Regions from separate parts of the Homo sapiens genome. Here region 2 is linked to region 1. Evidence: read pairs that join two places in POLR2A ChIA-PET (ENCODE). Cell type or tissue: A673. All regions are shown on one strand. Each heading gives the region's core, and the rest is flanking DNA. Links, peaks and the distances in the headings are about the cores only. Region 1 overlaps SLC25A12 (solute carrier family 25 member 12). Region 2 overlaps SLC25A12 (solute carrier family 25 member 12).

What was found. Peaks named below come from ENCODE experiments on the same cell type or tissue, not always from the same donor. Only the 100,000 strongest peaks of a DNase experiment are listed, where the experiment ranks them.
Region 2: POLR2A ChIA-PET joins it to region 1 with 11 read pairs; 3 of 35 experiments call an interaction of 5 or more read pairs at or near these places.

The regions. Positions count from the first base shown.
Region 1 is chr2:171,846,383-171,851,761 of GRCh38, reverse strand. All of the region lies in intron 4 of SLC25A12 (solute carrier family 25 member 12), which reads left to right. Among named protein-coding and RNA genes, the nearest start is that of SLC25A12, 45 kb to the left of the region's middle. In A673, for the core only: no CTCF peak of the experiment used is centred there; no DNase peak of the experiment used is centred there.
Region 2 is chr2:171,790,735-171,796,113 of GRCh38, reverse strand. SLC25A12 (solute carrier family 25 member 12) reads left to right here. Exons shown (of 18, transcript NM_003705.5): 14 at 2,347-2,487; 15 at 4,525-4,663. Among named protein-coding and RNA genes, the nearest start is that of SLC25A12, 100 kb to the left of the region's middle. In A673, for the core only: no CTCF peak of the experiment used is centred there; a DNase peak (open chromatin) is centred at 953; H3K27ac peaks cover 1,600 bases.

The DNA.
Region 1 (5,379 bases), core at 262-5,261:
GGAGTTCAAGACCAGCACGGGTGACATGGTGAAACCCCATCTCTACTAAAAACACAAAAATTAGCCGGGTGTGGTGGCACATGCCTGTAGTCCCAGCTACTCGGGAGGCTGAGGTAGGAGGATTACTTGAGCCTGGGAGGTGGAGGTTGCAATGAGTTGAGATTGTGCCATTACACTCTAGCCTGGGTAACCGGAGTGAAACCCTGTCTCAAATGAAAAAAAGGCCTATTGCCTTACTAAAGATTTAATCCTTTTTTTTTTTTTTTTTTAAGGGGCCAGGCGCAGTGGCTCACGCCTGTAATCCCAGCACTTTGGGAGGCCAAGGCAGGAGGATCACAAGGTCAGGAGTTTGAGACCAGCCTGGCCAACAGGGTGAAACCCTGTCTCTACTAAAAATACAAAAATTAGCCGGGCGTGGTGGGCACCTGTAATCCCAGTTACTTGGGAGGCTGAGGCAGGAGAATAGTTTGAAACCAGAAGGTGGAGGTTGCAGTGAGCTGAGATTGCGCCACTGCACTCCAGCCTGGGTGAAAGAGTGCAACTCCGTCTCCAAAAAAAAAAACAAACAAGAAAAAACCACAACAAACTGTTGTCTGTTAACTAACAAAATGAGTATGAAACATGTTATATGTTCTGAGTTCTCTATTAACATCAACATTGTGTTCCAAATTTGGTGTTTGCCTAGGAATGGACACTCTTCAAAGTAAACTTTTCCAAGGACACATCCTCACCCTCTGACTGAAGAAACCTCAAAAAGCAGAGATTCCTTTAAATGTAGTACTATGTTTGACCATTAATACATATAGCAAATAAAAATGTGTTCCATTTGTGCCTCTGAAATAGGCTGTTTTTCCCTGAAGGAGAGAATAAATTGGGATGGGTTAGGCACAACCACTGTTATTATTTTAAAGAGCCAGGAGATGGAAGTGTAGTTATGAAAAATGTACCCTTTCTCACTGGAAACAAAGCTATAGACATGCAATAATATGAAGTTCTATGGTGGCCAGGTGCAGTGGCTCACGCCTGTAATCCCAGCACTTTGGGAGGCCGAGGCGGGAGGATCACCTGAGGTCAGGAGTTCAAGACCAGCCTGGCTGGGCCGGGTGCAGTGGCTCATGCCTGTAATCCCAGCACTTTGGGAGGCCGAGGCGGGTGGATCACAAGATCAGGAGTTTGAGACCAGCCTGGCCAATATGGACCAGCCTGGCCAATATGGTGAAACCCCATCTCTACTAAAAATACAAACAAATTAGCCGGGCATGGTGGTGCATGCCTGTAATCCCAGCTACTTGGGAGGCTGAGGCAGAAGAATTGCTTGAACCCAGGAGGTGGAGGTTGCAGTGAGCCAAGATCAGGCCACTGCACTGCAGCCTGGGCGACAGAGCAAGACTCCATCTCAAAAAAAAAAAAAAAAAAAAAAAAAACAAAGACCAGCCTGGCCAACATGGTGAAACCCTGTCTCTAGCAAAAATACAAAAATTAGCCGGGCGTGGTGGCATGTGCCTGTAATCTCAGCTACTTGGGAGGCTGAGGCAGGAGAATTGCTTGAATCTGGGAGGCAGAGGCTATAGTGAGCCAAGATCATGCCACTGCATTCCAGCCTGGGTGACACAGTAAGACTCCATACCCCCACCCCCAAAAAAAGGGAATTCTATGGCGGCCAGGCATGGTGGCTCTTGCCTATAATCCCAGTACTTTGGGAGGCCGAGGCAGGAGGATCACTTGAGGCCAAGAGTTCAAGACCAGCCTGGGCAACATGGTGAAACCCTGTCTTTACTAAAAATACAAAAAAATTAGCCAGTTATGGTGGTATGCACCTGTAATCCCAGCTACTTGGGAGGCTGAGGTGGGATAATCTCTTGAACCTGGGAGGCAGAGGTTGCAGTGAGCCAAGATCACGCCACTGGGCCGGGCACGGTGGCTCACGCCTGTAATCTCAGCACTTTGGGAGGCCGAGGCGGGTGGATCACGAGGTCAGGAGATCGAGACCATCCTGGCTAATACGGTGAAACCCTGTCTCTACTAAAAATACAAAAAAATTAGCTGGGCATGGTGGCGGATGCCTGTAGTCCCAGCTACTTGGGAGGCTCACGAATGGCGTGAACCCGGGAGGCTGAGGTCAGTGAGCTGAGATTGTGCCACTGCACCACTCCAGCCTGGGCAACAGAGCAAAACTCCGTCTCAAAAAAAAAAAAAAAAAAAAGATCACACCACTGACTTCAGCCTGCGTGACAGACAAAGACTTTCATAAAAAGAAATGAAAATTCTATGATAATAAATATATAGCTTAATTTGGTAAGAAGTAGAGCTTCACCTGAGTATTCAAATTAAATCAGGAAGATTTTTTGATTTTTTTTTTTCTTGGTGTTGCTTTCGGATATTGCAGAGAAGTTTTTTGTTTTTTGCTTTTTTTTTTAGTACTCAAGGCTATTAGAGTAGCTTAAGAGTTCAAGGTGAAAGAAAAGGTGGAGTGTTATTAGTTTTTATGCTGTTTGATGATAGACTGTTGAAGTGTCTAGCTTCAATAATAATAGTATGTATGTATGTATGTATGTATTTATTTATTAATTTTGAGACACGGTCTTGCTGTGTCGCCCAGGGTGGAGTGCAGTGGTGTGATCTCGGCTCACTGCAACCTCCACCTCCTGGGTTCTAGTGATCCTTCTGCCTCAGCTTCCCTAGTAGCTGGACTACAGGCATGTGCCACCACGCCCAACTAATTTTTTCTATTTTTAGTAGAGACAGGGTTTTACCATGTTGGCCAGGCTGGTCTCAAACTTCTAACCTCAGGTGATCCACCTGCCTTGGCCTCCCAAAGTGCTGGGATTATAGGCGTGAGCCACCACGCCCAACCGATAGTCTTTAAATATGAACTCATCTTTCCTGAGAAATGGACCTTTACATATATTTGACAGCAGGACTACTCTATTGACTGTGCAGTAGTCCCTTCTAGAGGTAGGTAAAGGGCTAATAGAAATACTTTCTCTCAGAGAAACAGGAGGTCATTCAGGAAACTAATGACCATCTGAGAGGAGAACCCAGAAGTCTGGGACTGAGTCTACATGCCATGTTGGTTGGGACTTCCTCTACAAGTTCCTGTTGTTGGTCTTTTTGTTGTTGTTGTTTGTTTTCCTTTGTTTTCTTTTTTGGCTTCCCAGTTGTTCCTCCTCTTTCCTCCCAATTTTTCCTTCACTGAAAAACTCTTCACTTCTACAAGTCTCACCATTGTTTTTGTTCAGCTATGTACAAGGATATTCACCATTCATGGTGGGAGTCCTAAAAACCTCTCTGACTTCACTTTAAGAACTGTGCAGGTGAAATTCAGCTACTGAGGAACTTTTCCCCCTGACAATAAGAATGTTTGGTCTCAAGCCTATAAGTTGGTTGTAGTGGCTCCTGCTGGGCTGGAATCCTTGGAATAAGGATGTCGTTGGGCTGATGGTAGGTGGGCTGTGTCACAGGGCTGATGGCTTGTATACCTACAGGAGGAGTTCTCTGGCCACACCGTTGGTACAGCAGCTCCTTCCAGGCTCATTCATGGAACAGGCATGGTGGCAGTCTTGGAGAAGAGTGCCAGCCCCGGTCAGAGGTAATTTTGTACTGCAGAAAGGTGAACAAGACCAGTAGGAAGTGCCCATAAGAACCAGGGGAGGGATGAGGGTGGATGAGATGGGGAGACACAGTATGGGTTTCTGGGGAAATTAAAACCTCTGTTAAGACATATTTACATAATATATATGATTTAATGTGTATTTCATCTAGTCCAATCATCATAAGTGACTGATACAGCTAAACTGACTAATGTTACACATCTGTGAACATTTTTACTTAATCACAGTTGTCACCGTTACCTGCTCTCCTGACAAATCATTGTGCTCCTCTCCTTTGAGCAAAGAGAACATAATGACAGGCTACTTTTGTATTTAGCCCCAGTTCCCTTTTCAATGGAAGTATAAACCATCCCTTTCATAAGCCCATGCTCTGCAGGAAGTGAAAAAGTTGTCTTTTGTTTTCTATATGTCAGAAAACTAATGGATTCCTGGTTCTCTTAGCTATGCCAACCTAGTATAAAATACTATATCGTGATTTTGCTGCCAATAAGATGTGACTGTCATTTCCCTTTCTTCCAGGCCAGAACTATGCTACAGAAATAGCATTCTTAAACATGGCAAAAAAAAGATCCTTGTTTGCCACTGGAAAGATGGGATTCTCTCTGGGGGTGGGTGGAACTTGCTATACAGTTTCAGTTAGATGTATTTGGTATATTTGAGACTATTGGTGTTCCCTTTCATGTCACGCAGGACCTGATAAAGCTGGGTAACATAAAAACACCAGCTGTTTGAGTTATTACCTCATACAAGCATAAGCTCTCCAGTTCTGGAGCTTTTATATAATTTTATTTATCACATTCTGATAAAAGTAAAGTGGCAATTTATGAATTGGACTTGAAAACAATAGTTCTACTAATTATTTCTGTGTATCTGAATCAGTCTCAGGCACTTGGTAGTAGAAACAATGATAACAGAAGAGAAGTAGAATACATCTCCAGAAGTGCCAAAGTAGGTTTGTAATCTTATTAGTTCTAGTAATTATAGTAGTCCATGATGTGTCTTAAAAAAACCCTAAAAGTGTCAGAGTAAATAAACCACAGCATATAATAATGATCATAACAAAACCATATATAAAGCTGTCAAGTGACCACTTTGGGAGAAGTAGAAAATGTCCAAATACTCATGGAAAATGACACTTCTGTATTTGGGGAGATCACTATGACTAATTTAGACCATCATTTTAATTGTTTCAGAGACATTCTAAGATCTTATTTAGAGATGGCTAAGAAGTTTATGAAATAGGATATCTAAAGTTTTTATTACAGAGATATTTTCCAGATGTAAATTATACATTATAAATTTAGTTCATAAATATCCTTTTTGTGATAATAGAAACTTTTTTTTCGAGACAGAGCCTTGCTCTGTCACCCAGGCTGGAGTGCAGTGGCGCAATCTTGGCTCACTGCAACCTCCGCCTCCCGAGTTCAAGCAATTCTCCTGCCTCAGCCTCCTGAGTAGATGGGATTACAGGCATGTGCCACCATGCCTGGCTTATTTTTGTATTTTTAGTAGAGACGGAGTTTCACTATGGGGACCAGGTTGGTCTCTGACTCCTGACCTCGTGATCTGCCTGCCTTGGCCTCCCAAAGTGCTAGGATTACAGGTGTGAGCCACTGTGCCCAGCCAAAAAAATTTTTATAGATAATTGAATTTTCTTAGCTTGAACGCTTTTGCATTTTGGACTTTATTTTACATAGTTTCATATTTGAGATTCTGATATTTTCTTATTATATAAAAGGGATTCAATTTCATTCTACCATTATATAAG
Region 2 (5,379 bases), core at 119-5,118, 56 kb after region 1:
ATTAGCTGGGCGTGGTGGTGCACGCTTGTAGTCCCAGCTACTCGGGAAGCTGAGGTGGGAGGATCACCTGAACCTGGGGAGGTTGAGGTTGCAGTGAGCTGTTCCTGCCACTGCACTCCAGCCTGGGTGACAGAGTGAGGCCCTGTCTCAAACAAACAAACACAAACAAAATGTAGTCAGTTATTTCTTTTTATTGTACCATTTTTGTAAAGTTTCAGTAGAAAGCCTATTACTTGTATACTTCAAAAAATTTGAAGCATTGTTAAAGGAGTATAAATCTCAATCAATTATTTCTAAAAGAGAGAAGGAAGAGGAGGAGGCAGCTGTGGGGTGGGGGTGGGGGACACGGATTGGAGTACTCCTGCCCAGCAGGATGTTATAATTTACTAATGATTACAAACATGAAAGACCTTAGTATTTATTTAAACATAATGTCCACATTTAACACTTGGCACCCAGGGACTGACACTGTCTGGTAGTGGCAAATTTGGGGGAATTAGAATAAAAATTTGTGGTTCTATTCATTTTTAAATCTGCTTTAGTTAAAACATAAAGCAGATATGCAACCATTATTTAAGATAGTCTTTGCAACCATTATTTAAACAAGAGATTTCAGGGAAGTAGTAAACTTTTTCAATTGATTTGGTCTTTAATACTAGCTACAGGAGCAATTACTTGGATTATCATTTTAACATAATTTTTCATGCAGCAATCCTTTTGAAAGTATTGTTTGCTTAGATTGAAACATTAAAGTGCTTCCTTCTGCCTGCAGTACAACAGATTCAAAGAGAGAGAAAGGCAGGCAAATCAACATGTAAAATTGGGTCAGTACATCGTTGGGGGACCTGTGTGCCAGTGGTCTGGATTGTGTCGAGTTGAGGAGTTAGAGGAAACCATGAGAGAGAGATAGCAAATTGCTGCACCTCCCTGCTCGAAGGACAAAGAGGGGATTAAGGCCCTGGGGAATCCAGGACAATAAGCTGTCCATGAAGAGGGAAGGAATTTAGTATCAGTGCTGGCAATTTTGAATATTGAAAGGAGTTAAGGAGTCAGGATTGGAATAGGGGTAGTTGGGGGATTTATAGTCCCAAGGCAATTAGGAAAATGGGCTGAGCCATGTTCCTGCCCCTTGGAAGCGGGTCTGGGAGGGCTTTGGGTTTTAGATAAGTGAGCAGGAATGTGGGCAAAGGTTGAGCACTGAAGTGCCATTGAAAGCTGCATGTGAATTTTTAGGTGTTCTATACCTGTGGAATTACAGTGCCCCAGATTTCATATTTCACATGTGATTATATACAATGATTATAATGATATGAATATCATTATGAATATTATATGAGTATGGTTATGATTACATAATATAAACAGCTACAGTTGAAGATGTACAAATGGGATTTTTCATTTCATGAAAGGAGATATATATTTTATTTATTTTTATATATCCATAGTCACACACATTTTTTTCTTTCTTACAGAAACCAAAAAAAAGAAGTTGGTAGAAGTTTTGTTAAACGTTTTTTTTTTTTCTCTACTAGTTAACAGATTTCAGATGCAAATATACTCTCATTATCCAAATTCAAATCTCTGTCACTCACCACAGGAATATAGAATGTGGCTTTGATCTTGAGGGTGTTGTACTCATGGTAACTAGATGTTCCATTTCTCAGCTTTGCCTTGAAGAGTTTTTCTGGTTTTGTCTTGAAATGATACTGAAATTTATCTTTCTAAATTCTTCCCTTTTGTGTGGGTGTAGCCATGTACCTGTATCAGAGTTTTGCTTAGGATAATACATTTTAGAATTGGAACTGGAGGAGACTTTTCCCCTTCTGACTTAAGGCACCAAAGTAGTTTTAATTGCTCTACAATCCAAGGAAGCAGAAGCAAGTGGGTCTGCTGCCAAGAACGCTTACCACAAAGAGGAAAAAAATAATTGTAGCTCTGAATTTTAGCTCTGGCTTGTAAAATATGACAGTCTTTTACTATCTCTTTTTCTTTCATTGAGTACCTTGCTGCCACATCTGGCTCCGCTTTTTTTTCCAAATGGGTTTATTTTGTTATTTTGAATATGGCTGGGGTGATCCTGGAAAGACTGGTCTGAGAAACAATCTTGACATTTCAGCTAGAAACAAACCCAGAGGTAGATTGATCTGAGACAGAGTTTGGGACCATCCCTCTGAACCTCTCCAGGGTTGGCCTAAGTGTCAAACTGTCATTCCCCCCTGAGGAAGGAAGTTTCACCTCCTTCTTTTCAAGATAGCAAGATGTGGAGGCTTTGCTGGATTTTCCTTTTTTACGCTGCCAGTCGGGCTCTGATGTGGAATCTGCCTGTCTCTTCTCCCTTGCCTACAGGCTGGAGGCTCTCAGGTCATTTTTACCAACCCATTGGAGATAGTGAAGATTCGTCTGCAAGTAGCTGGAGAGATCACCACGGGACCCAGAGTCAGCGCCCTGAATGTGCTCCGGGACTTGGGAATTTTTGGTCTGTATAAGGTGGGTAGGTTTAGGTTATAATGTACTCAATAAAATATGAAAGAATGTGGAAACCAGACTTCTTCCCTCCAAGTTGAAAAGCAATCTTGTCCAGCAGGGTAGTCTGTGGAGCAGAAAATCAAACAAAAAGAAAAGAATCAGGACACTTGTATGAGAGGCAGTGGGATACACATGCAGCCTCTCCTGTTGTCATCAGGCTTTTATGAAACTGCCAGCAAGGAGGCCAGCACCGCAGACCTGCTGGCCTCAGGCTCACAGCCTTTCATTTGCTGGGGGGCTTGGGAAAACTTTCCCTGGTGCTCTCTTTGGGTTGGTTTAGGGCTTCAAAATAGTCTTATGTTTATTTTCGGTCTGATTATCTCTATTGTTATCTTCCCAGTGGGAGCTTTTGTCTTAATAATTTGACCACAGTAAAACAGTAGTAGAGTTTGGTAGGATTCAGGTCTTTAAGAAGTTAAGTGGTAGGATTTGTCAATAATGAATTCCATTAAAAAAAAAAAAAACAAACCAACAACAGAGTGTACTGTACTTTAACAAAATGCCAGTCAAAAGATTCCTTCCCTGCGGGTATACTTACTCCCATCATTACAGATCAGATGTAATGGAGCAGAAGCTATTATTTTTCTTAAACAAGGAAGAATATTTCTTTCCATTCCTTTGCCTGGTATAAGGGGAATACGTAAATTTAGCCACCATAGCCAAGTGTGTTTCCACAGCATCTGATATAGATCCATCACTGCAGAAATGTGTAAATTTGTTTCGGTAACTGCAAATTAGAAATTAGAAATTCTCTAGATTGGAATCACACAGCTACAGGGTTCTCTGGAGACCAGCAAACAATGATGCCTGTCTCAAGAGAGTTTCGTACACATTTTTGCTTCCTCCTCCCCACTCCCAATTTCCATCCTTTTTGAATTCCCTTTGAGAGATGAATTTATTAATATTGCTTCTCTCTGTATTATCCTTTAGCGAGTCCTTGGATTTTTTTTTTTTCAATGTTTGAGTTTGTCTTTTTTTAAAAAAGCCAGGGCTGGGAGCACTGGCTCACACTTGTACTCTCAGCACTTTGGGAGGCCAAGGCAGGGGGATTGCTTGAGCCCAGGAGTTCAAGACCAGCCAGGGCAAAATAGCAAGACCTTGTGTCTACCTTAAAAAAAAAAAAGAAAGAAAAAATTAGCCGGCACAGTGGTGCACACCTATCATCCCAGCTACTCAGGAGGCTGAGGTGGGAGGATCACTTGAGCTCAGACGGTCAAGGCTACAGCAAGCTGTGATCCTGCCACTATGCTCCAGCCTGGGCAACATAGTGAGACCCTGTCTCAGAAAAAAAAAAAAATTAAAAAGAATAAAACAGAGTCATTAAAAAAACAAGCGCCAAGGTGGAGTGTTTGCCTAGCTAGGTAGTGGAATGGTGTGGGCTTCTGACAAAGCTGAGGGAGGTGTTCTTTGAGACCTCAGTCATTGGGACAAGCTGCCCCTGGGTAATGATTTTCTACTCCTGTGGAAACCTGCCGCTAAAATATTTTGTCTGCTATTTAGGACATGGGGAATGAGGAGAGAAGATTTGGGTTTCTTTTCCCCCTGCTCTAGAGTAGTTACTTTTCCTTCACCACTGCCTATAGCTTTTTACCTGGCACTGCGGGGACTCTCAGCTGATGTAAAAACTTAAGAGGGTAGATCTTGTGTGTTTTTACCATAGTAAGAGATTAATTAATTTTAAAAACTCTGAATCTATATAAGAAATGCCAGAAAGTTCTTAGTTTTCAGAATACTATCATTACCCAGTTATTAACTCTAGGACTGCAGGATTCACCATGCTTTCACAAGCTTTGAGATATGCAGATTTCCCTATTCCCCACTTATCTCCCGCCTCCCCCATTTCCCTTGCACATCAGTTCTAATGCTGTTTAAGGGACACCTCAGGCTTGTCACTGAGGGACACCTCAAGCTTGTCACTGACAAATGTCACATGGATCCCATTTGGGCATTCACACTCAGTTTCACACTGTTTTGCACTATTTCCTCACTGTGTGACAGGGTGCCAAAGCGTGTTTCCTCCGAGACATTCCCTTCTCTGCAATCTATTTTCCTGTTTATGCTCATTGCAAACTACTTCTGGCTGATGAAAATGGACACGTGGGAGGTTTAAATCTTCTTGCAGCTGGAGCCATGGCAGGTAACTACAAATTTTTTTTTAACTGAAAGAATTCTCCCATTATTTAAAAAGTACAGAATCTCTATGTACTTTCCCCCTTTATTTCTGGAAGTATTATTGTTTGTACCTGACTTAGTTTAAATATCACTTTTTCTCCTTTGTGGGATGTGCTGTAATTCTGATGAGAGTTAATTACATTTGCATAATGTGGATAAACAGCTTAATGCAGCTTAGCAACTCAGAGCCAAATTAGATCTGCCCATCTAAATTGGGCTTTCATCATTAACATGTTTCTTAGTTTCCTGTGCCCCTGAAACCTTGAGTACAGCCAAGCTAAGCATTAAGGTGGGAAAGTTTTTCCTCAAATCAGTTGCTTAGCTGTATCTCATGCTCATGCACAGATCTAGCATGCTCTTACTTTCTCTCTTCTGTATATTGGAATCTACATGATTTGGCCGAAAATTGAGCTTTTGTCGTGAAGCTGTCCCTCTTCTTCCTACCATTGCCCTCATTAGACCAAAGTAAGCAGTACCCCTCAGCAAACCACCTTGAACTCAATTTTTGTATTTTTTCTAATCGTTAACACTTTGTCATTAGCCAGGTGTAGTGGTGCGTGCCTGTAGTCCCAGCCAGCTACCCGGGAGGCTGAGGTGGGAGGATCACCTGAGCCTGGGAGGTCAAGGCTGCGGTGAGCCGAGATGACACCACTGTACTCCAGCCTGGGTGACAGAGTGAGA